2 separate regions of the Homo sapiens genome follow, and region 1 is linked to region 2. A link is an interaction called in ENCODE POLR2A ChIA-PET data of the cell type or tissue named here. Cell type or tissue: A673. All regions are shown on one strand. Links, peaks and the distances in the headings refer to the core of each region. The heading gives the core; the rest is flanking DNA. Region 1 overlaps LINC02323 (long intergenic non-protein coding RNA 2323). Region 2 overlaps CDC42BPB (CDC42 binding protein kinase beta).

Evidence for each region. Peaks named below come from ENCODE experiments on the same cell type or tissue, not always from the same donor. Only the 100,000 strongest peaks of a DNase experiment are listed, where the experiment ranks them.
Region 1: POLR2A ChIA-PET joins it to region 2 with 13 read pairs; 3 of 35 experiments call an interaction of 5 or more read pairs at or near these places.

Annotation. Positions count from the first base shown.
Region 1 is chr14:102,553,187-102,564,532 of GRCh38, forward strand. It overlaps LINC02323 (long intergenic non-protein coding RNA 2323), which reads left to right. Exons shown (of 3, transcript NR_146561.1): 3 at 1,524-2,640. Among named protein-coding and RNA genes, the nearest start is that of LINC02323, 14 kb to the left of the region's middle. RefSeq lists silencers at 1,949-2,018, 2,059-2,478, 4,713-4,913 and enhancers at 3,160-3,660, 7,382-7,651. In A673, for the core only: no CTCF peak of the experiment used is centred there; a DNase peak (open chromatin) is centred at 2,545; H3K4me3 peaks cover 803 bases; H3K27ac peaks cover 922 bases.
Region 2 is chr14:103,009,485-103,020,830 of GRCh38, forward strand. CDC42BPB (CDC42 binding protein kinase beta) reads right to left here. Exons shown (of 37, transcript NM_006035.4): 2 at 2,613-2,704. Among named protein-coding and RNA genes, the nearest start is that of CDC42BPB, 42 kb to the right of the region's middle. RefSeq lists an enhancer at 10,446-11,001. In A673, for the core only: no CTCF peak of the experiment used is centred there; a DNase peak (open chromatin) is centred at 5,647; H3K27ac peaks cover 1,506 bases.

The sequences.
Region 1 (11,346 bases), core at 1,959-9,958, 460 kb before region 2:
ACACACACACCTGAAACAAAGGCTCCACGAACAGGCCTGCCCTTACAGCACACCATGCTCTTGTTTAGTCTTCCTTATGTTTTTTGTTTTCGTTTTGAGACGGAGTCTTGCCCTATTGCCCAGGCTGGAGTGCAGTGGTGCAATCTTGGCTCACTGCAACCTCTGCCTTCCAGGTTCAAGCGATTCTCCTGCCTCAGCCTCCTGAGTAGCTGGGATTACAGGCACACAGCACCATGCCCGGCTAGTTTTTCTATTTTTAGTAGAGAAAGGGTTTCACCATGTTGGTCAGGCTAGTCTCGAACTCCTGACCTCGTGATCTGCCCGCTTCGGCCTCCCAAAGTGTTGGGATTACAGGCATGAGCCACCACACCCGGCTGTCTTCCTTATTTTTTTAAATGCCAGCTGTTTTATGCACAATTGTCCCAAACTAGAAACAACCCAATTATCCATCAACTGGTAAAGGAATAAACTAATGTGTTATCTTTGTTTGTTTATTTAATTTTGATACAGGGTCCCACTCTGTCGCCCAGGCTGGAGTACAGTGGAGAGATCACAGGTAACTACAGCCTAAACCTCTTGGGCTCAAGTGATCTTCCCACCTCGGGCACACCTGGCTAATTTTTTTTTTTAATTGAATGTGGTATATTATTTAAAAGGAATGCTGGCCAGGTGTGGTGGCTCATGCCTGTCTGTAATCCCAACACTTTGGGAGGCCAAGGTGGGTGGATCACCTGAGGTCAGGAGTTCAATATCAGCCTGGCCAACATGGTGAAACCCTGTCTCTACTAAAAATACAAAAGTTAGCCATGCGTGGTGGCGCACGCCTGTAATCTCAGCTACTTGGGAGGCTGAAACACGAGAATTGCTTGAAACTGGGAGGCAGAGGTTGCAAAGTAAACCAAGTTTATGCCACTGTGTTCCAGCCTGGGCGACAGAGCGAGACTGTCTCAAAAAAAAAAAGAAAAAAAAAACTATAATGGTAAATTTTGCTATGTATATTTTTATCAGTGTTTAAAAAAAAACATAACAAACTCTCCCTTGGCTCTGCCATGCTCCTTATAGGGCAGGCTACTGTAAAATGAAACTACGGGCCAGGCACGGTGGCTCATGCCTGTAATCCCAGCACTTTGGGAGGCCAAGATGGGTGGATCACCTGAGGTCGGGAGTTCGAGACCAGCCTGACCAATATGGAGAAACCCCCGTCTCTACTAAAAATACAAATTTAGTCGGGTGTGGTGGCACATGCCTGTAATCCCAGCTACTTGGGAGGCTGAGGCAGGAGAATCACTTGAACCCAGGAGTCGGAGGTTGCAGTTGAGCCGAGATCATAGCATGCCATTGCACTCCAGCCTGGGGGACAAGAGCGAAACTCTGTCTCACAAAAAAAAAAAAAAAAAAAAAAAAAGGAAGAAAGGAAGGAAGGAAAGAGAGAGAAAGAAACTACAGGGACTCTTGTTAAAAAATTATTAAGAATTTCAAGATGGCAACAGCAGCATATTAAAACCAAGTGTGGTCTCTTCTAGGCTCAGGACCCTATGGGATTGCACAGGTCGCAGCCCAAGCGCAGTACTTGCGCACAGGTCCCAGCCCCTTCCCTCTCTGGGACTTGTCTTCTGGCCCCTCACTCCTGCGATGAGCTTTTCTTTCAGCTGGTGAAAGGCCGCAGACTTCGAACCTCTGGGCCTTTGTCCAGGACGTTCCCTCAGCGCTCAGTGCCCTTCCTGGTGGCCTCCTACATCTTCAGATCCCGGCTGAGCTCTGCTTAAATCCGGGACCGGGTAGTCACTGGGGCAGCCACTTGGCTGGGGCGAGGCCACCTCGCTTTGGGTCTTGTCGCGCCCAGGCCAGCGCCAGCCCAGGCTTGCCATGGACTGGCTCCTGGGCGTTAGATGAATGAATCGACTCAACCCGGGCCGCCACGTTGTGTTCAGAACACCGACAGTCGCTCCCAGGCAACCAGCACCTGCTGCGCCCCGTTTCCAGCGACCTCCCCAACCGCGTGGACTCGCATCCACGTGCCCGGCGGGGCCGCAGCAGAAAGGCTCGGACCCCCCAGGACGATCGGCCGGTGGGGGCCGGTGGGGCCGCAGACTCGGGGGGCGGGGGGCGCCAGGCTTCCGGGTCCTGCCCCCGCCCCGTGGGGAACAGCAGGACGGCGCCGAGGCCGTTTCGCTTTCCTCCGCGCCCATTTGCCGGGAGGGGACCCCGTGCTCCGACCTGAAGGTGACGGCAGAGCCTGCGGGAGGCCTAGGCCGGTCCCGCCCTACGGGTCCCGGGGGCGACCCTCGCGCTGACATTGGCGTCCAGGCCGCGGCCCCTGCCTCCGCGCCCACCCACGCCGGGCCTGGCCCTCGCTCCCCCGGGAAAAGCCCCGCCGGCGGCCGCGAGAGCGCGGAAGCGCAGCCGTAGTGACCGCGAGACAAAGACCCGGCGGCGGGGGAGGCGGCGGAGAGACCCCGCCAGCGCGGAGACCCCAGGGAAGCTTCTCTGGAAGACCTGGTGCTGGTCCGCTCTCCCGGGACCTCATTTTCCTTATGTGGACAACGGGGGCGGGGTCACAGCAGCCCCTCGGGCTTATAGCCGGGTTGTTCTTTCCTTAAATCTCCTCCCTCTGCCAAAATAAAAAACCCCACAGGGCAAGGCGCGGTGGCTCACGCCTGTAATCCCAGCACTTTGGGAGGCCGAGGCAGGTGGATCACCTGAGGTCAGGAGTTCGAGACCAGCCTTACCAATTTGGTGAAACCCCGTCTCTACTAAAAATACAAAAATTAGCTGGACGTGGTGGCCGGCGCCTGTAATCCCAGCTACTCGGTAGGCTGAGATAGGAGAATTGCTTGGACCCGGGAGGCTAAGGTCAGTGAGCCGAGATCGTGCCACTGCACTCCAGCCTGGGCGACAGAGGGAGACTCCGTCTCAAAAAAAAGAAAAAAAAAAAAAAACCCACAGCGTCCCGGAGGGGCCTGAGGAGTTGTGAGGGGCCGCCTCCGCCTCCAGCATCTGGCATCTGGAGGAGGAGGCTGAGGCTGAGGTGAGGGTGAGGGTGGGTGACCCGCACCTGTCCAGGCCCAGGTTGCCTGCTCCCAGCTTGGGCTGGGCAGTGGGGCAGGGCCATGATCCCGCCAGTGCTGTGGTTAGCCCTACACCTGGCCTGGCTGAGGACAGCGAACCTGGCAGGTCCAACCTGGGCCCTCCCAGCCTAGGATCTCCAAGGCCTCGTCTCAGTCACCATCAGCTGCTCTAGGGTGCAGTGGGGCCCAAGGAGGATTGGGCCTGATCTCTGCCCCCCAGAGCCCATGGACCCAGGACTGGGCCCACCAGGCGTGTCGCAGGCATAGGGTCAGTGGCTTCTCAACAGCTGCTGGCCCCGGCGCCCCTCACCACCCCACCTCCACTGGTCAGAACCACCACACTGCCAGAGACTGGGTTTCCCTGCAGTTCTGACCAGTGGGGATGGGGTGAGGTGGAAGGGACATTGCTTGGCCGGGCACGGTGGCTCACACCTGTAATCCCAGCACTTTGGGAGGCCAAGGCAGGTGGATCACTTGAGGTCAGGGGCTCAAGATCAGCCTGGCCAACATGGTAAAACCCCATCTCTACTAAAAATGCAAAAATTAGCCAGGCATGGTGGTTTGCACCTGTAATCCCAGCTACTCGGGAGGCTGAGGCAGGAGAATTGCTCAAACCCAGGAGGCGGAGGTTGCAATGAGCCAAGATTATGCCATTGCACTCTAGCCTGGGTGACAGAGCGAGACTGTCTCCAAAACAACAACAAAAAAGGCAGAGGAGTGGGGAGTCTGGATGGCTCCGCTGGTCCAGCCCACCCCTCAGGGGACAGACTGGTTGACTTGACGGGTTCACTGAGAGTGCTAGGACCGGCCCCAGGTGTAGTGCCCTCCCTGCGGTGTCCTGAGGTAAAGCCTGCCACTCTGAGCCTGCTTTCTCTTGCCAGGAGACAGGACCTTGTCCGCTGCAGCTGGGACATGGTGTGGATAAAACCTGTCAGACAGTGGGCGTCCTCCTGCCCTGAAGCCTCCCCTCTCCCTGGTAGCCTTCAGGCCCCCCAGATTCTGGTCTCTCGGCCTGCTGTCTCCTTTTTCCTTGGTACCTTGGCACCTGAACTCGCTTGGAGTGTCTAAGGAGCTGCCTGTGACACCATGGGGACCTCTATTGGTCCCAGCATCCCCTGCCCAGCCGTGGGGGGCATCGGTGTCAGCCCTGCCAAGGATCAGTCAGCCAATCAACAAACCGCAGGGATCACCCAGCTCATGGATGTGGGTGCCGGGAGGCAGGGAGGGCCACACAATGAAGAGATGTGTGTGGTCCTCCATGCTCAGAGATCCTCATGCCCCTCTCCCAGGGATGGGAGTTCCCCTCCCCATCAGGGGTAGCCCTAGGGCCCCCAGCCCCACTCTCACTAGGGCCAGCCTCTCTGTGAACCCCTGGACTCACATCACGTGTGCGGGGCCCAGCTTTGAGGTGGAAGACCAAACCTTGGCATTGCTTCTGTGGAAGCTCAGGAAATGCCCACGATATGGCCTGACCACCCCATTCACACGAGGATGGAGGGAGCACCCTGGTCACCTGGGGGTTGTGGTTAGAGTGCCCTCCAGCCGAGCCTGCAGCCCAGACCGAGCTAGACTGGAAGGGGTAGAAGGGCATTCAGGTAGGGACACAGCCTGGGCAAAGGGGCCCTGACCTTTGGCAGCTGCGGGAAGATGAGCCCACCTGAAAGGGAGGCTGCATTGAGTGCAGTCAGGACCTGGGCTGTAGGGCTCAGCCTCTAGACAGCAGGAGCACAGAAGGGCGTGGCGGGGTCTCCTGCCCGGCCATAATAAACAGGCCCAAGACTTGTTCACACAGGTCCCAGGAATATGCTGGGTTTGCCTTACGTATAATTTGTGATTCATACCTCTCAGTCTTCCAGAAAGATGCAGTCTACAGAAATTCAGAAACAATCAATTTGTAAGAATAGACATAGATAATTTTGAACAACCAAGATTAGTGGGAGATAGGCATTTACCCAATTCTAGGACATTAATGATTAGTAATCAGGCATCAGACATAGCTGTGGTCAGCCATGGTGGCTCACACCTGAAATACCAGCACTTTGGGAGGCCAAGACAGAAGGCTCCCTTGAGTTCAGGAGTTCTAGACCAGCCTGGGCAACAGAGTGAAACCCTGTGTCTACAAAAAATAAAAATAAAATAAAATAAACAAATTAGCCTGTGGTCCCAGCTACCTACCAGGGAGCCTGAGGTGGAAGGATCGCTTACGCCCGAGGTCGAGGCTGCAGTGAGCAGTGATTGCACCACTGCACTCCAGCCTGAGTGACAGAGTGAGGCCCCGTATTAAAAAAAAACCCCAAAAACTTAGCTATGAGTTTCCTGGCAGTCGAGGCATGAAGGGAATGAGAATGGACTATGGAACTTCACTGTGTGATCACAGCGGAGTATATCAGGCAGCCAGGAGGCCCTCACTTATATACCCAAGCCTCAGGCAGCAGGCATGTTCTGTGGCGGCCTCTGGAAACAGGCCATCAGGGCCGGGAGGACAGAGATGGCTGTGAGCTGGGCCTGCACCCTCAGGGCCCTGCCTGTTGAGTGGCTCCAGGGTGTCTTGCCCTCTCTGGGCCTCTGGGCCAAGGCTAACCCAACTCTCTGGGTCACAGGGGCTCAAGACCTCAGTGGCAGGTCATGAGGAAGGCTGCCCTGCCAGCCTCACCCTGGCTCCCCACCCACTGCCTGCTTCTTTTTTTTTTTTTTTTTTTTTGAGATGGAGTCTCGCTCTGTCACCCAGTCTGGAGTGCAGTGGCGCGATCTCGGCTCACTGCAAGCTCCGCCTCCTGGGTTCACGCCATTCTCCTGCCTCAGCCTCCTGAGTAGCTGGGACTACAGGCGCCCGCCACCACGCTGGGCTAGTTTTTTTTTTTTTGTATTTTTAGTAGAGACGGGGTTTCAGCATGTTAGCCAGGATAGTCTCGATCTCCTGACCTCGTGATCCGCCCGCCTCGGCCTCCCAAAGTGCTGGGATTACAGGCGTGAGCCACCGTACCCAGCCCTGCCTGCTTCTTAAGTGGCCCAGGAGGACAGGGAGTGAGCTTGTCTCTCCCCACTGCAGGGTCCTGAGGGCTGGGGACTGTGCTGACACTGGTCTCTCCCCTGCCTAGGCATATCCTGTTCCTAGTGCTTGGAACACCCTTCCCACCCTCACATGCCTGGCAAATTGTTCTTCACCTCTAGGTTCACATGTCGCCTCCTTCAGCTTTAAATTCCTACACGAGGCCAGGCGCAGTGGCTCACGCCTGTAATCCCAGCACTTTGGGAGGCTGAGACGAGCAGATCACGAGGTCAAGAGATCGAGACCATCCTGGCCAACATGGTGAAACCCCCTCTCTACTAAAAACACAAAAAGTTAGCTGAGCATGGTGTCATGTGCCTGTAATCCAGCTACTCAGGAGGCTGAGGCAGGAGAATCGCTTGAACCCGGGAGGTGGAGGTTGCAGTGAGCCAAGATTGAGCCACTGCACTTCAGCCTGAGAGACAGAGTGAGACTCCGTCTCAAAAATAAAATAAAATAAATTCCTACACGAAGGCTGGGGCTGGCTCCGAGTGAGCGGGCCTGGGGTATTTGTGGGATAATGTAACTTGGGAGTGTCTAAGTAGGAAAAAACTTTAGGTTCTTCAGTCCCATTGTGCATGGGGAAACAGAGGCCCTGTGCTGGTAAGTAATGGGGCAGAAGCCAGGGTGGCTGCCTCAGTTGGAGGGAAAGCGGCACCAAGATTCACAGGACAGCTCTGGGGTCCTGGTCGCAGTCCCTGCCGTGCCGCCTTCTCACTCAGTGACCCTGAGCAAGCTGCTTGCCACGAGATGTCGGCTCCGTGGCAGTGGATAGCTTCAGCCGTGGGAAGTCCTTGGCAATCCCCTGGCTCGCGGCTGGTGCTCAGCTGGGTTCGCTCTGACTAGCACTGCACCTTGGTCACCACCTCGACTGCCACACACCCTCCCCCAGTGGAGACAGAGCCAGGGGTCTCTCAGCTTCCCCAACCCTGGCTCCCCATTGTCCAGCCTCAGGGATTTGGAGACTGGGACAAACTAGCCATGCGGGGGAAAGGTGTTCCAGAGGAGGGAACACAGTGAGCCAACAAGAGGATGGGATGGGGCAGGGCCTGTTCCAGGAACAGGCTGGGGTCACTCTCCCTTCTCCAGAGTCCAAGGCACATGGGTGGTGGGAGAAGAGATAGGAGAGGCTGGCGAAAACCAGCCCGCAAGGCCCTAAATGCCTGACTAAGAAGCTTCAGTCTTTCACTGAAGTTTTGGAGCTAGGTTGGGTGCAGTCAGATAGCTTGGGGGCTGGGCCGGAGCATCTGGTGGAGAGTGAGACACCGGTGTGAGCTGCAGCCCTCGCTGTGGGTCCCAGCACCCAGGACTGCACCCAGCCCAGGACTGCAGCAAGCAGGCACAGGATGCGTGGCTGACTGAGGCCTGTACTCCGACTGGAGTCACCTAGGAGATTGGCTGAGATGACCTCCAGAAGGGCCTTGCCCCAGGCCGGACCCCAAGGGGAAGCTGGCTCTATGTCTTTGGACGAGTTAGGAACTCATTGGGGGTGGCTGCGGTTTTATTTGGGGATTCAGCTGTGCCCTGCACACCAGCTGCTGAGCAATGTCTCCAGGAAGCCACAGCTGCCCTCTGGGAGGCAGGGGGCCAGGTGCAGTAGAGGAGATGCCCCAGCGGCTCATGCAGGAGCTCACTCAGACGCCAGAACCCCAGCCAAGGAGGCACCCCAGACCCAGGCCCACCAGGGCCAGTGTCCCCACTCCACGACAGGGGCACTGCAGCCGGGGTGGACACCCAGCCTTGCTGCTCACTAGTCACGTGGTCTGGGCAAGTCTCTTCCTCTTCCCTGAGTGAGGTGAGGCAGGATGGGCTAGGATATGTGGTGGTAACAAACAACTCCAGTCTCTTTTTTTATAATTTCCTACAGACTTTTTTTTGTTCTTGTTGAGGCAGAGTATCGCTCAATTGCTAAGGCTGGAGCACAGTGGTGCTATCTCAGCTCACTGCAACCCCCACTCCCCAGGTTCAAGTTATTCTCTTGCCTCAGCCTCCCAAGTAGCTGGGATTACAGGCGTGCACCACCAAACCTGGCTAATTTTTGTACTTTTAGTAGAGATGGGGTTTCATCATATTGGCCAGGCTGGTCTCGAACTCCTGACCTCAAGTGATCCACCCGCCTCGGCCTCCCAAAGTGTTGGGATTACAGGCATGAGCCACCGCACCCGGCCAACCTGTAGATTTTTTGAGATAAAACAGCTTTATTGAGATCTAATTCACATATCACACAATTCATTTTAAAGCGTGCAGCTCTCTGTGGTGGATGGTATATTCGCAGAGTTGTGCAACCATCACCACAATCAATTTTAGAACATTTTCGAGGCCGGGCGCGGTGGCTCACGCCTGTAATCCTAGCACTTTGGGAGGCCAAGGCGGGCAGATCACCTGAAGTCAGGAGTTTGAGACCAGCCTGGGCAACATGGTGAAACCCCCCTCTACTAAAAATACAAAAATTAGCTGGGCATGGTGGAGGGCGCCTGTAATCCCAGCTACTCTGGAGGCTGAGGCAGGAGAATCGCTTGAACCCAGGAGGCAGAGGTTGCAGTGAGCCGAGATTGCACCACGGCACTCCAGCCTGGGCGACAGAGTGAGACTCTGTCTCAGAAAAAAAAAAAAAAAAAAAAGAACATTTTAATCACCCTCCAAACACACCATGTACCCATTAGTAACCACTCTCCATTTACCTGCTCTGCCCAGCCCCTGGCAACCACTCACACACTTTCCATCTCTATGGGTTTGCGTGTTCTGGACATTTCATATAAATGAAACCATATGACGTCGCCTTTTGTGACTGACTTCTTTCACTTAGCAAAACTTTTTAAAAATAGCTTTTATTGGCTGGGTGCAGTTGTTTGTGCCTGTAATCCCAGCACTTTGGGAGGCCGAGGCGGGCCGATCACGAGGTCAGGAGATCCAGAACATCCTGGCCAACATGATGAAACCCCGTCTCTACTAAAAGTACAAAAATTATCCGGGCGTGGTGGTGCATGCCTGTAATCCCAGCTACTCAGGAGGCTGAGGAAGGAGAATTGCTTGAACCAGGGAGTTGGAGGTTGCAGTGAGCCAAGAGCCCACCACTGCACTCCAGCCTAGAGACAGAGCGAGACTCCGTCTCAAAGAAAAAGAAAGCTGGCTGGGCGCGGTGGTTCACGCCTGTAATCCCAGCACTTTGGTAGGCCGAGGCGGGTGGATCACAAGGTCAGGAGATCAAGACCATCCTGGCTAACATGGTGAAACCCCGTCTCTACCAAAATACAAAAAATTATCCAGGCGTGGTGGCGGGTGCCTGTAGTCCCAGCTATTTGGGAGGCTGAGGCGGGAGAATAGTGTGAACCCGGGAGGCGGAGTTTGTAGTGAGCCCAGATTGCACCAGCCTGGGGACAGAGTGAGACTCCGTCTCAAAAAAAAAAGAAAGCTTTTTTTTTCAGAGCTGCCTGAGGTTCACGGCCAAATTAAGCAGAAGGTACAGAGAGTTCCCATGTACCTCTGCCCCCACACATGCACAGCCTCCCTCACAATCAACATCCCCCGCTGGAGCCGCACATTTGTTACAACTGAGGAACCTACAGGGCCACATCATCACCGGAAGTCCAGGGTTTCCATGAGGGTTCCCTCTTCCTGCCGGATGCTTCACGCGTTCGGGCGAATGTATAATGACTTGTCTCCACCATTAGGGTTTTATGCAGAATAGTTTTTGTTTTGTTTTGTTTTGTTTTTGAGACGGAGTCTCGCTCTGTCGCCCAGGCTGGAGTGCAGTGGCACAATCATGGCTCACTGCAACCTCCGCCTCCTGGGTTCAAGCGATCCTCCTGCCTCAGCCTCCTGAGTAGCTGGGACTACAGGGGTGCGCCCCCACATCTGGCTAATTTTTGTATTTTTAGCAGAGATGGGGTTTCGCCATGTTGGCCAGGCTGGTCTCAAACTCCTGAGCTCAAGTGATCCACCCGCCTCGGCCTCCCAAAGTGCTGGGATTACAGGCATAAGCCACCGCACCTGGCCTAGAGTTATTTCTCTATTTGACTACTAAAGGACATCTTGGTTGCTTCCAGGTTTTGGCAGTTATGAATAGACGTGCTTTGGTTGTGTGAACATAAATATTTCACTCCTTTGGGTGAATACCAAGGAGCACCGTTGCTAGACTACATGGTAAGAGTATGTTTAGTTTTTTGTTTGTTTGTTTGTTTGTTTATTTTGAGACGGAGTCTTGCTCTGTCACCCTGGCTGGAGGGCGGTGGTGTGATCTTGGCTCCCTGCAACCTCCGCCTCCCAGGTTCAAGCAATTCTCCTGCCTCAGCCTCATGAGTAGCTGGGATTACAGGTGCCGGCCACTAGACCTGGCTAATTTTTGTATTTTTAGTAGAGACACGGTTTCACCATGTTGGTCAGGCTGGTCTCAAACTCCTGAGCTCGTGATCTGCCTGCCTTGGCCTCCCAAAGTGCTGGGATTACAGGCGTGAGCCACCGTGCCCAGTGAGAGTATGTTTAGTTCTGTAAGAAACTGCCAAACTGTCTTCAAGAGTGGCTGGACCATTTTGCATTCCCACCAGCAGGGAATGAGAGTTCCTGTTGCTCCACTTCCTTGTCAGCATTTGGTGTTGTCAATGTTCTGAATTTTGGCCACTCTAATAGGTGTGTGGTGTTACAGTTGTTTTAATTTGCATTTCCCTGATGACATATAATGTGGAACGTCTTTTTGTTTGCTTGTATGCCCACCTGTGTATCTTTTCTTGAGAAATCTGTTAAGGTTTTTGGTCCATTTCTCAATCAAGTTATTTGTTTTCTTTTTTTCTTTTTTCAAGATGGAGTCTCACTTTATCTCACCCAGGCTGGAGTGCACTGGTATCATCTTGGCTCACTGCAGCCTCTGCCTCCCAGGTTCAAGCGATTTTCCTCTCAGCCTCCCAAATAGCTGAGACTACAGGCATGTGCTACCACGCACAGCTAATTTTGTATTTTTAGTAGAGAGAGTTTCACCATGTTGACCAGGATGGTCTGGATCTCCTGACCTTGTAATCCGCTTGCCTTGGCCTCCCAAAGTGCTGGGATTACACACATGAGCCACCGCACCCCGCCTATGTTGTTGTTTATTATTTTACTTTATTTCTTATAGAGATAGGGTCTTGCCTCATTGCCCAGGCCAGTCTCAAACTCCTGGCCTCAAGTGATCCTCCCCTCTCAGCCTCCCAAAGTGTTGAGATTACAGGCATGAGCCACCATGTCTGGGTGTGTTTT
Region 2 (11,346 bases), core at 1,132-9,131:
GCATGGAAAGGACAGGCTCCCTTCAATCAGAGGAGCTCAAAAAGCGATCAATGTTATCTTCTTTGAAACTCACACAAAACTGAGTTTTGCATTAAGTTTTTGGCAAAAAAGAGTACTAAAAATAACCGTAAACCATTCTGTTAAAACAATTTTCTCTCTCATTCCTTCATTTCCCTTGGTCGTCTCTCTGCCCTGGTGTGCCTCTCCCTCCCTCCTAAATGCATTCTGGAAAGTCCTGCCATGGCTGAAGGGCTCTGTGTGGCCTGGGCCCTGCTCACCTCCAAAGCCCCCATGCCTGGCACAGCTCAATGCTTGGTAGCAGACAGACAGGCAATCACTTAATGCAATCTGTTTTTACTTTTAAAAGGCTTTCTCAACTAGGTACAGTGGCTCATGCCTATAATCCCAGCACTCTTGAAGGTGGAGGCAGGACAATCACTTGTGCCCAGGAGTTTGAGACTAGCCTGGGCAACATAGCAAGATCCCTGTCTCTACTAAAAAGAAAAAAAGAAAACAACTAGCCAGGTACAGTGGTGCATGCCTGTGGTCCCAGCTACTTGGGAGGCTGGGGCGGGAGGGTTGCTTGAGCCCAGGAGTTCAAGATCAGTCTGGGCAACATAGTGACACCCCATTTCTACAAATAATAAAAAAAATTAGCCGGGCGTGGTGGCACATGCCTGTAGTCACAACTACTCAGGAGGCTGAGGAAGAAGGGTCACCTGAGCCTGGGTGGTGGAGGCTGCAGTGAGCTGTGATCATGCCAGCACACTCCAGCCTGGGCGACAGAGCAAGACCCTATCTCAAACAAAATAAACAAACTCTCTGTCCCATCCTGGCCTGTGGTAAATTGACTTTGGCTGGTGAGGCCTGGATCCAGGGTCTGTACTGAGATAAACTGGGAGCTCCGGGCACGATGGGACGAGCCTTGCAGGGGCTGCTCTCCTCCCCTATCCCTCTGGTGAGACTCACTCATGGGGATGGTGCTGCGAGAGGGGGGCTATTTCCCTAAAGTACTGATTTGCCTTCTTTCACGTCTGCACACTGGAAAATGCACGCCCTGCACAGCAAAGGCCATCTCGCTTTGTAGTGGTGTCCAGTAGGTTTGCTGTGGGCAGAGCACACCTGCTGCTGGGATGTGACACAGGGCGTTTCCTTGTTTGATTTTTCCTCAGTGAACCAAAAGGCACAGTTCCCCAGCCAAGGAGAGCTTAGATCAAACCTCAGCATAGGTGCTAAGGCACTGCACAGTTTAAGAAGCAAAACTTGGCCAGGCGCGGTGGCTCACGCCTGTAATCCCAGCACTTTGGGAGGCTGAGATGGGCGGATCACGAGGTCAGGAGATCAAGACCATCCTGGCTAACACGGTGAAACCCCATCTCTACTAAAAATACAAAAAATTAGCTGGCCTGGTGGCGGGCACCTGTGGTCCCAGCTACTCGGGAGGCTGAGGCAGGAGAATGGCATGAAGCCAGGAGGCAGAGCTTGCAGTGAGCGGAGATCGCACCACTGCACTCCAGCCTGGGTGACACAGCGAGACTCCATCTCAAAAAACAAAAAAAGCAGCAGCAAAGCTCTTCCGGTGACTCACTGTCAAACCACCCGAGGCGGTACCGCGGCCGCTGAGGGAGCCTGACCTCTCCCTTGGTCTTGGCAGAACTGTTCTGCAAGGCCGAGGCAGGTCTGTGGAGATGGCCTGGAAGGCGAGGCCACACCGTGCCACGGGCCTCCTGGGGCAGGGCTCCCAGCCCCATACAAGGGACCTGGTGAGCCTCTCCAGCTGCACCTGCATGACTGGCCCTCCTCCCCTAGGCAAAGCCAACCGGACCCAGAGCCACACCGCGTGTGTCAACAGCAAGCAAGTACAGAGCATGAAAACAGCTGCTATTCGACCCTCTCTGTGTTTTTTAGAAAATGCCAAGAAGTCAAAATTCAATTAACAAATGGAGTTTTAGAAACTACGTCAGAAGGCTGGGCGTGGTGACTCACACCTGTAATCCCAGCACTTTGGGAGGCTGGGCGGGGCATCTGGGCAGGTGGATCACTTGAGGCCAGGAGTTTGAGACCAGCCTGGCCAACATGGCAAAACCTCATCTCTACAAAAAATACAAAAATTAGCTAGGCACAGTGTCAGCACCTGTAGTCCCAGCTACTCGGAAGGCTGAGGCATGAGGATAGCTTGAACCCAGAAGGCAAAGGTTGCCGTTAGCCAAGATCGCGCCACTGCACTCCAGCCTGGGTGACAGTGCAAGACGTCCATCTCAAAAACAAAAACAAAAAAAACTACATCTGAAGAAACTATTTTTGGTCCCAACAATCTCCCAGGTCAGTCAGAAGCTTTCGAGTCTCCTTTCTCTTCATTCTATCTTTCAGATTTTCTCCCCAGCTCCTTGGGAGGCCGAGGCGGGGAGATCACTTGAGCCCAGGAGTTCAAAGCCAGCCTGGGCAACATGGTGAGACCTCATCTTAGAAAGAGAGAGAGGAAAAAACAAACTCTCCAAATAATACTAATTACCTCATCCCCAAACCAATGTATAGGTGCACAAAAAGGTGAAATGGAAGCTGCTGATGTTTTGGCAATTTAGGCAAAGTTAACAAAATGAAGTTTATCTTACCTCACCAAAAGCACCTCTTCCAATTACTTTAATTATTTCAAAGTCTTCTCGATGAAGCTGCATTTCTTTCACCAGCTGTGTAAATGGTTTAGCTACAAGTAAAACAGTAAAACCAACAATTTAGTCTAATCAGTTCATACTATATAAAAATTTAATTGAGTGGGGTGTTGCACTAAGTTATACTTTTAAAAAAGTTTGTTTGAAAATATTTAATATCTGACATGTTTTGGAAAGTGAGCACTTATACCAATGGACACAGATGTGGATCCTGAGCAACTGCAGCCACGCACTGGGTAACACTGTTGCAGCCACGCACTGGGTAACACTGTTGCAGCCGACGACGGACCACATACAGAACAGTGATCCCACAAGATTTATACTACTGTATTTTTACCAAATCTTTCCTATGTTTAGATACATAAATATGGCCAGGCGCGGTGGCTCATGGCTGTAATCCCAGCACCTTACGAGGCTGAGGCAGGAGGATCACCTGAGGTCAAGAGTTCGAAACCAGTCAGACCAACATGGTGAAATCTCGTCTCTACTAAAAATACAAAAATTAGCCGGATGTTGTGGCGGGTGACTGTAATCTCAGCTACTCAGGAGGCTGACACAAGAGAATCGTTTGAACCTAGGCGCCGGAGGTTACAATGAGCCAAGATCGTGCCACTGCACTCCAGTCTGGGCAACAAAGCAAGACTCCATCTCAGAAAAATAAATAAATAAAAATAGACACACAAAAACCACTGTGCTACAGCTGCCTACAGTGTTCGGAACTGTCGCACGCTGCACAGGTGTGTAACCCAGGAGCAGTAGGTTGTGCCACATGGCCTAGGTGTGGAGTAGGTTTTGCCATCTGAGTCTGTGACGTGCTGTTGTCATGTTCGCACAATGACAAAAACCACCTAACCATGCATTTCTCAGGAGGTATCCCCATCGTTATGCAACACACAACAGTATACTTCAGTATCTATCATAGCAAACATCATCACACAAAAGTCTCCTAGTCAAAGCCAATAGGTGAACACCTATCGAGAGAGCAACTGATGGGTGCCCAAAGCCCACGTACAGGACACAAGTGCGTGAGGTGAGTGAGAGCTGAGCTCCACCTGCCTGCACGCAGGAGCCACGGGGCAGCTCAGGGAACACAAGACATTCTCCAAGGCAACACAAGTGCTGGAGTCTCCCTGGACACCCATGGCGGTCCCGAATAGGTCCTGTGGCGTCTGTAACAGTAATGTCCACCAGTCAGGCACCTTACACTGCTCTTCCCGGCCTCCTCACGCGGACTCTCTGAGACTAATTCTGTTATTATCCACACTTCACAGATGAGAAAACTCAGCCAGGTTTCTGTGGGCACTGTACTGGGCTGGATAGTGTCCCCAGCAAAACTCATGTCTGCTCAGAACCTGTGACTGTAACCTCATTTGGAAACGGTCCTTACAGACGTAACCAAGTGAAAATAATGGCACCTGCTGGAATAGGGTAGGCCCTAAGTCCAACAAGACTGGTGTCCTTCTAAAAGGAGAGAAGTCAGACTCAGACAGAGGTAAAAAGAGCCAAGTGGGGATGGAGGCAGAGGCGAGAGTGATGCGGCCGCACACAAGGAGCGCCAAGCATTGCCAGCACCCCCAGAAGCTGAGCGTTCCCCGGAGCCTGCGAGGGACATGGCCTGGCTGACGCCCTGCCTCTGGACTTCTGGCCTCCAGAGCTGTGAGATAAATATCTGTTGTTTAAGCCCCCCACTTTGTGGCAACTGGTTACATCCCCCACAAGAAGCTCCTAGAGGCCAGGCGCAGTGGCTCACACCTGTAATCCCGGCACTTTGGGAGGCCGAGGCGGGCGGATCACGAGGTCAGGAGATCAAGACCATCCTGGCTAACACGGTGAAACCCTGTCTCTACTAAAAATACAAAAAATTTAGCTGGGCGTGGTGGCGGGCGCCTGCGGTCCCAGTTACTCGCGAGGCTGAGGCAGGAGAATGGCGTGAACCTGGGAGGTGGAGCTTGCAGTAAGCCGAGATCGTGCCACTGCACTCTAGCCTGGGCGACACAGCGAGACTCCGTCTCAAAAAAAAAAAAAAAAAAAAAGCTCCTAGAGAGAGGTCAGGTCAACTCTTCCCAGGAACACAGAGCACAAGGCAAGGCCAGGACTGGAGCCCACACTGTCTGACTCCAGACCAGCTCGTGCCCGCCATGTATCCTGCCAGTCTGGCATCCGTGCAGTCAATTGTCTCTCTTGCACCTGTCTCTATTTTCACCTTCAAGCCCAAATCTGCATGTTTTATGCTAGGTTTTTTTTTGTTCTATCTGGTTCTTTTTCAAATTATCTATCACTACAGTTTTATGAAAGGTGCCTCTGGGGGAACTGAGTGAAGTGCACAGGGCCCTCTCTGTCCTATTTCTTACCACTGCAGGAGTGGCTACAATTAGCTCCAAAACACATGCGATCTGACACTTCCTGGGCTTCTGACTGAGTTCCATATTATTAATCTGACTAATCCTGTGGGTTTTTTCTCCTTTAATAGTTGCTCAACACCACTGAGGTTCGATCACCACAACTGCAAGAGCCACAGAAGGTTCCAGGGGCCTGGGAGACAGTGAGTTATGAACAATGGCCCCCATCACAGCAAATACACATCAGCAGAGATCAGGAAACAGAACAAATGAGTCCTGAGTTATTAAAAAAGAAAGAAAGGCCAGGCTGAAGAAAACCCTTGAGCTGCACTCCAGCCTGGGCGACAGAGTGACACTCTATCTGAAAAACAAAACAAAACAAAAAACAGTGAAGACAAAGACAGATGAGACGCAGGAAGCAGTTCGCACCAAGGCTGTGCCCGGAACGTCCTCTCTTTTCTTTCCACATTAATTACTCTCAAGTCACCCGGGCTTCCTTGTCAAGTTTCCCCCTACTCTTTTGATAAAACACATTTTGTTAATTACGTAGTTTAATAGTTGTGTACACATTTCCCTAAAGCGGGCAGACACAGATGATGGTGGCCAGGCTGGAAGTGGGAGGAACTTCGAGGCAAGCCTGGGGTGAAGGCTTGGAGAGGCAAAACCACAAAAGCAAAGCAGCAGGGGACCTGTGTGCAGGCAGGAGCAAGTTCCCAAATCAGAGGGCAAAGGAGAAAAGGGCCCAGAAGGAAAAGCCTAAGAAAAACATTATTTCTCAGAAATACCAAATATTTTCAAACTGCTCCGAGAACACTAACAATTTTGTACTGGTGTATAAAAATAATTAGGCTGGGCATGGTGACACGCGGCTGTAATCCCAGCTACTCAGGAGGCTGAGGCAGGAGAATCGCTTGAACCCTGGAGGCAGAGGCTGCAGTGAGCCAAGATCTCGCCACTGCACTCCAGCCTGGGCAACAAGAGCAAAACTCCATTTCAAAAACAGAAACAATAAACATAATTAAGACCGCATTAGCTACAACTAGAAAGGAAAGCCGCATCACAGTAGCAGAGCACCCTGCTAACCACACAGGTACTGAGAGCAGGGGACAGAACATTTAACATGAATAACTGCCAACTAGGTTACTAAGATGGAAATACCACATGGAGGTGGCAAATGCAGGAAGCACCTTCTGCCATTAGGATCAGGAAATTAAAGAAGAGGCTGGAATTTTTATTTGAGACAGAGTCTAGCTTTGTTGCCAGGCTGGAGTGCAGTAACAATCTCAGCTCACTGCAACCTCCGCCTCCTGGGTTCAAGCGATTCTCCTGCTTCAGCCTCCCGAGTAGCCGGGATTACAGGCACGTGCCACCACACCCAGCTAATTTTTGTATTTTTTTTTTTTTTAGTAGAGACAGGGTTTCACTATGTTACCCAGGATGGTCTCGATCTCCTGACCTCGTGATCCGCCCACCTCGACCTCCCAAAGTGCTGGGATTACAGGCGTGAGCCACTGCGCCCGGCCGAGGCTGGAATTTTTAAAACTTAGAAACCTGGACAAAGGGCCCTGTAAAACTGAAACTCAGACCCCTGAGGATGGGGTGCTGCTGGCCGGCACTGGGTCTCTGAGCTCAAAGGCAGCCCCACAGGCTGGGTCCCCAGTGACTGGAAGGAGTGCAGCCAGCTGACGCTGGGCTCTCTGAGGTGACTGTGGCAGGGCTGTTCTGCTGGCGTGGGGAAAACTCCAAACTGGCACCAGTGGCCGACTGCCAGAAGGAACTTCGCTGCCAGGATGGTACTGCTAGGGTGTCACTCTAGGAGGGAGCGGGCAGGAAGCTGCAAGTCGTCCTCCCGCCTCCCAGCCTTGTAGTCTCCCTCCAGCACCTGCTTCAGGCAGAGCTCAACAGGGAGTGGGGGGGTCAGAGCTCCCCAGGATTGGCTGGGGTGTGGGGTGGAGTGAGGAGGACATCAGTGCCGGTGAAGCAGGTGAGGGGAGGGAACCAGGTGAGGGGAGGGAACCAGGTGAGGGGAGGGAACCAGGTGAGGGGAGGGAACCAGGTGAGGGGAGGGAACCAGGTGAGGGAGGGTGGTCCTCTTGTTACCTACAGGAGGACTGATCAGATAAGCAACATTCAGGATGATGGGGCTGGGTTCCTCACTGTCCAAGTGAGGAGTTATAGATAAGGAAGAAAACGAGAATAAACCGTACAACACTGGGATAGAATTGGGTTATTGGTATGAACTTGCAGCTTCAATATAGACAGACAGATACAGGGATAAACACAGCCATATATGGGTGTGAACATACAGAGTCCTAGCTCTGTCTACCGAAGAGTATCCGGAAGCAGCAGCAGTTCAGCTACAAGCACACCCAGTGTGGACCATGGTCTCTAAAGACCATTCTCCAACATAGGACAGGGCTCCTCAGGCAGCTCCAGAGCTGGGTCAGGAAACCGCAAGGTGAGCCTGCAGCAGCCGGTGCCCAGAAGTGAGAGTGTGCTCAAAATGAACACAAGCAGTCACAGATCATAATCTATTCAATAAAACAGGGCTGGGTGCGGTGGCTCATGCCTGGAATCCCAGCACTTTGGGAGGCTGAGGCAAGAGGACTGCTTGAGCCCAGGAGTTCAAGACCAGCCTGGGCAACATGACAAGACTCTATCTCTACAAAAAATAAAATCATGAACCAGGGTGTAGCGGCACACACCTGTGGTTCTAGCTCCTCTCAAGGTGGAGGCGAGAGATCGCTGGAGCCCGGGAGGTGGAGGCTGCAGTGAGCTGTGTTTGCACCACTGCACTCCAGGCTGGACAACAGTGAGAACTTGTCTCAAAACAAAAACAAAAAACACCAGGAAATCAGGAGTCCACACTGATATTAACATATAAAATTTAAAAATCTGATGAAAAATGGGATATTTATATAGTTTCAAAGTACATCCAAACAAAATACCTATCAATTACGCAGGGAAAATGGTGACTTTACAGTGAAGTCAGGCAGACATCACCTGAAATCAAGCAATCAGAGCGGCCAGCATCAGTTACGTGATGAGACGCAACCGCACATCCCACAGGACACGAGGGGGAAACCATAGCCTCACTTCTGTGATTTTCCTGCAAAGATCCACAACCCAAATCCAACCACCGGGAAACACCAGGCAAACCTAAACTGAAGAACAGTCTCCAAACTGTCAGCCTGAAACCTTCAGCAGTGTCGAGGTCATGAAAGTCAAGGAAAGACACAGAACTGATCACACAGAAAGGAACAAGGTCATGGTGTGTGTGGCTCTGCAGCAAACCCTTCCTTCTGCTACAGAGCAGAGTACCAGAAAATCCGCAATGCTTCAGTGGAATCTGAAGGTTAGATACAGCAATGTATCAATGCTACATTCCTGATTGTGTTGGTTACACCGTGGTTATGTAGAATATCCCTGTCTGCAGGAAATACATGCTAAAGCAGTGGTCCCAACCTTTTTGGCACCAGGGGCCACTTTCATGGAAGACAATTTTTCCACAGACCCGTAGGGGGGTGGAGGAGGTGAGGTGATGGTTTTGGGATGAAACTGTCCCACCCTGGATCATCAGGCACTGGACTCTCATAAGCAGCATGCAACATAGATCCCTCAAATACACAGTTCACAATAGGGTTCGTGCTCCTATGAGAATCTAATGCCACGCTGATCTGACCGGAGGTAGAGCTCAGGTGGGAATGCTCACTCATCTCCTGCCGTGGAGTCTGGTTCCTAACAGACCATGGAGCTGTCCGTGGCCTGGGGGTTGGGGATCCCTGTGGTAAAGTATTCAATGGCAAACAGCTGGGGGAGGAGAGTTCTTCTGTTATTTGCAACTTTTCTGAAGTTTCAAACTATTTCAAAAATGTTTTAAAAATACTTTTAGAAGTTCATTTGTTGCTATTTGGAAAACTTAGAGGGGCAAGGAGGGAGGGCCCACTGGATACAGCCACCACCGCCCCATTAAGATAACAATGGTGGCTTAGAAATGAATGGGACAGTGGTCCTGGAACAGAGGAGGAAGTCGCATCGATAGTGTTGGAACTAGAGTGGATTGTGGCATGGGATGAGCAAAGAAGATTCCAGGATGTGCACTAGGTTTCTAGCCACAGCAGCTTGATGAATGGGGTGCTACACACCAAAGCAGGAGAGGCCAGGAGAGCAGCAGGTTGGGGTGAGGAGGGGAGTAGGGCCTGGGGCAACGGAATCCAATTACATCACGTAGTTAGTGCTACAGTCTGAAATCGTGAAGAGACCATCTCAAAAAATTGATTTTTCTTACAGGACCCTACTGCTGTTTTATATTTTCAAAAAGTGATCACTTCGAAACCACCAGCTTCCATGGGGATGGGGAGAGGTGAGGCGTGAGAAGTGGGAGAACCAGCCTGTTGTGAGGCAACTAGAGACAGACACAGCTTCCAGGGAGGATGCAGGCCATTCGGTTTTTTGGTTTGTTTGTTTTTGAGACAGGGTTTTGCTCTGTCGACCAGGCTGGAGTGCAGTGGAGTGATCACAGCTCACTGCAGCCTCCACTTCCCAGGCTCAGGGGATCTTCCCACCTTGGCCTCCCCAGTAGCTGGGACCACAGGCATGCTCCCATGCCAGCTAATTCTTTTTTAGAGACGGGGTCTTGCTGTATTGTCCAGGCTGGTCTAGAACTCCTGGGCTCAAGTGATCCTCCCGCCTTGGCCTCCCAAAGTGATGGAATTACAGGGGTGGGCTACCACACCTGGCCATCCTGAAATATGCTAAGGCCCTAGAGACACGGCCGCCCTGCAGCTCAGAAGCTGGGCCAGGCTAACCAGCCAGCACTCACAAGGCTCCAAGTTGCAGCAACTGGGAGGCTACTGTCCACCACGCCTTGCATTGCCCACACCATCACCCACAGCGTCAGCCATGGCACCTGGGCATCATCTCAGACTTCTCCTGAAGAGCCCGTAGCCCTCACCCAGCACAAAGCCACCTCTTCCTGCCCGTCTTCCTCACCAGGCTCTAAGGCAGGGTTGATCGCTGCTCCCCTGGACCTGCCACGCTGACAGGACTCCTTCAGCACAGCTGCCTGTGTCTATGGCATGTGGCAACTGACATTCACGAGGAGTCATCACCAAAGGGCGGCCTTCTCTACACAGGGGGTTCGCACCCCTCCTAAGATAAGGACATTCAACATCTTGGGAGATTTTCCATCCAAAAGGCTGAATAAAGCTTTAGCCTTTAGACAGCTTAACTTTTACTGGAGAAATTTTCTCCTCATCAATCTCTTCATTCCTCCTACCCCGAACTGTCCCCTAAAGAACTTCTCTTGATGCTCTAGAAAACAATGGATTAATCAATCAAGTGTAACCACCGACAAATATGAGATCTAAACTGTAAGGCAAAATGGAGCCCAGTGCTCCCTTTAAATAGGAAAAGCTTTGCCAAGAAGAACTGCAGGCGGAGGGAGGATCTTTGTCTAAAACTGACAGAAAACCATTGTGAAATCAAACAAGATGAGACCAGCTGGAAGGAGTGCCCAGGGTGGGAGGGTCTGAGGAAAGAGGACGGTGTCAAGAGCTGAAGCCTGAGGCAGGCGGGCAGGAAGTCCTGCTTTCCCCTGTCCGGCAGAAGCTCTCCGCCTCCCCCTGGATGGTTCTGTTCATCCGTGCCACCCTGACTGTTTGGGCCTCAGCTGCTTTGTGGCCACAATCAATACATTTGGAATTGGAAAGAGTCTGACAGGTTATCCATTACGAATAATACCTTTTACCAATGAAGGTGAACAGGGCCCCAATGGCCAAGCAACATGCAGAGGACACAAGGGACAGACGTCTCGCCCCCGAGTCGTCAACTCCACCCACAGCGTGGTTCTCTCCTGAGGTCCTCTCCTTGTAACCGCCAGCTACCACTCCGTCCCTTCAAGAGATGGCAGGACCCACACCTGCCTGGAGCAGCACCTCCACAGCTGCTGGAGCGCGGGGGCAGCTGCAGGGGAGGCACCTACCGACGGCCCAGCAAGACCTACGCGGAGGCCGAGGGCCAGAGGCCAGGCTAGAGAAGGTATGGATGTGTGCGAGGGCCCAGGCACACTGACGCGCTATGCATCCGGACCTCCTGCAGAGAGAGAAGGGGCCAGAGCAGCACCCCAGGGACCAAGGAGTGCAGCCACAGTGGACGGGGCACATGCTGAACCCCCGTGAGAGAGAGAGCACAGGGCGTGTGCCAGGAGTCAGCGCCTTGGCCCGCACGTGGCAGGGAATGCAGGCGCCTTCACAGGACCACCCTGGAGAGAGTTCACAGCTCCAAAGGCTTGGAATTTATTCTTACGGTTCAGACGGCTGACGCAGCTACGGAAGATT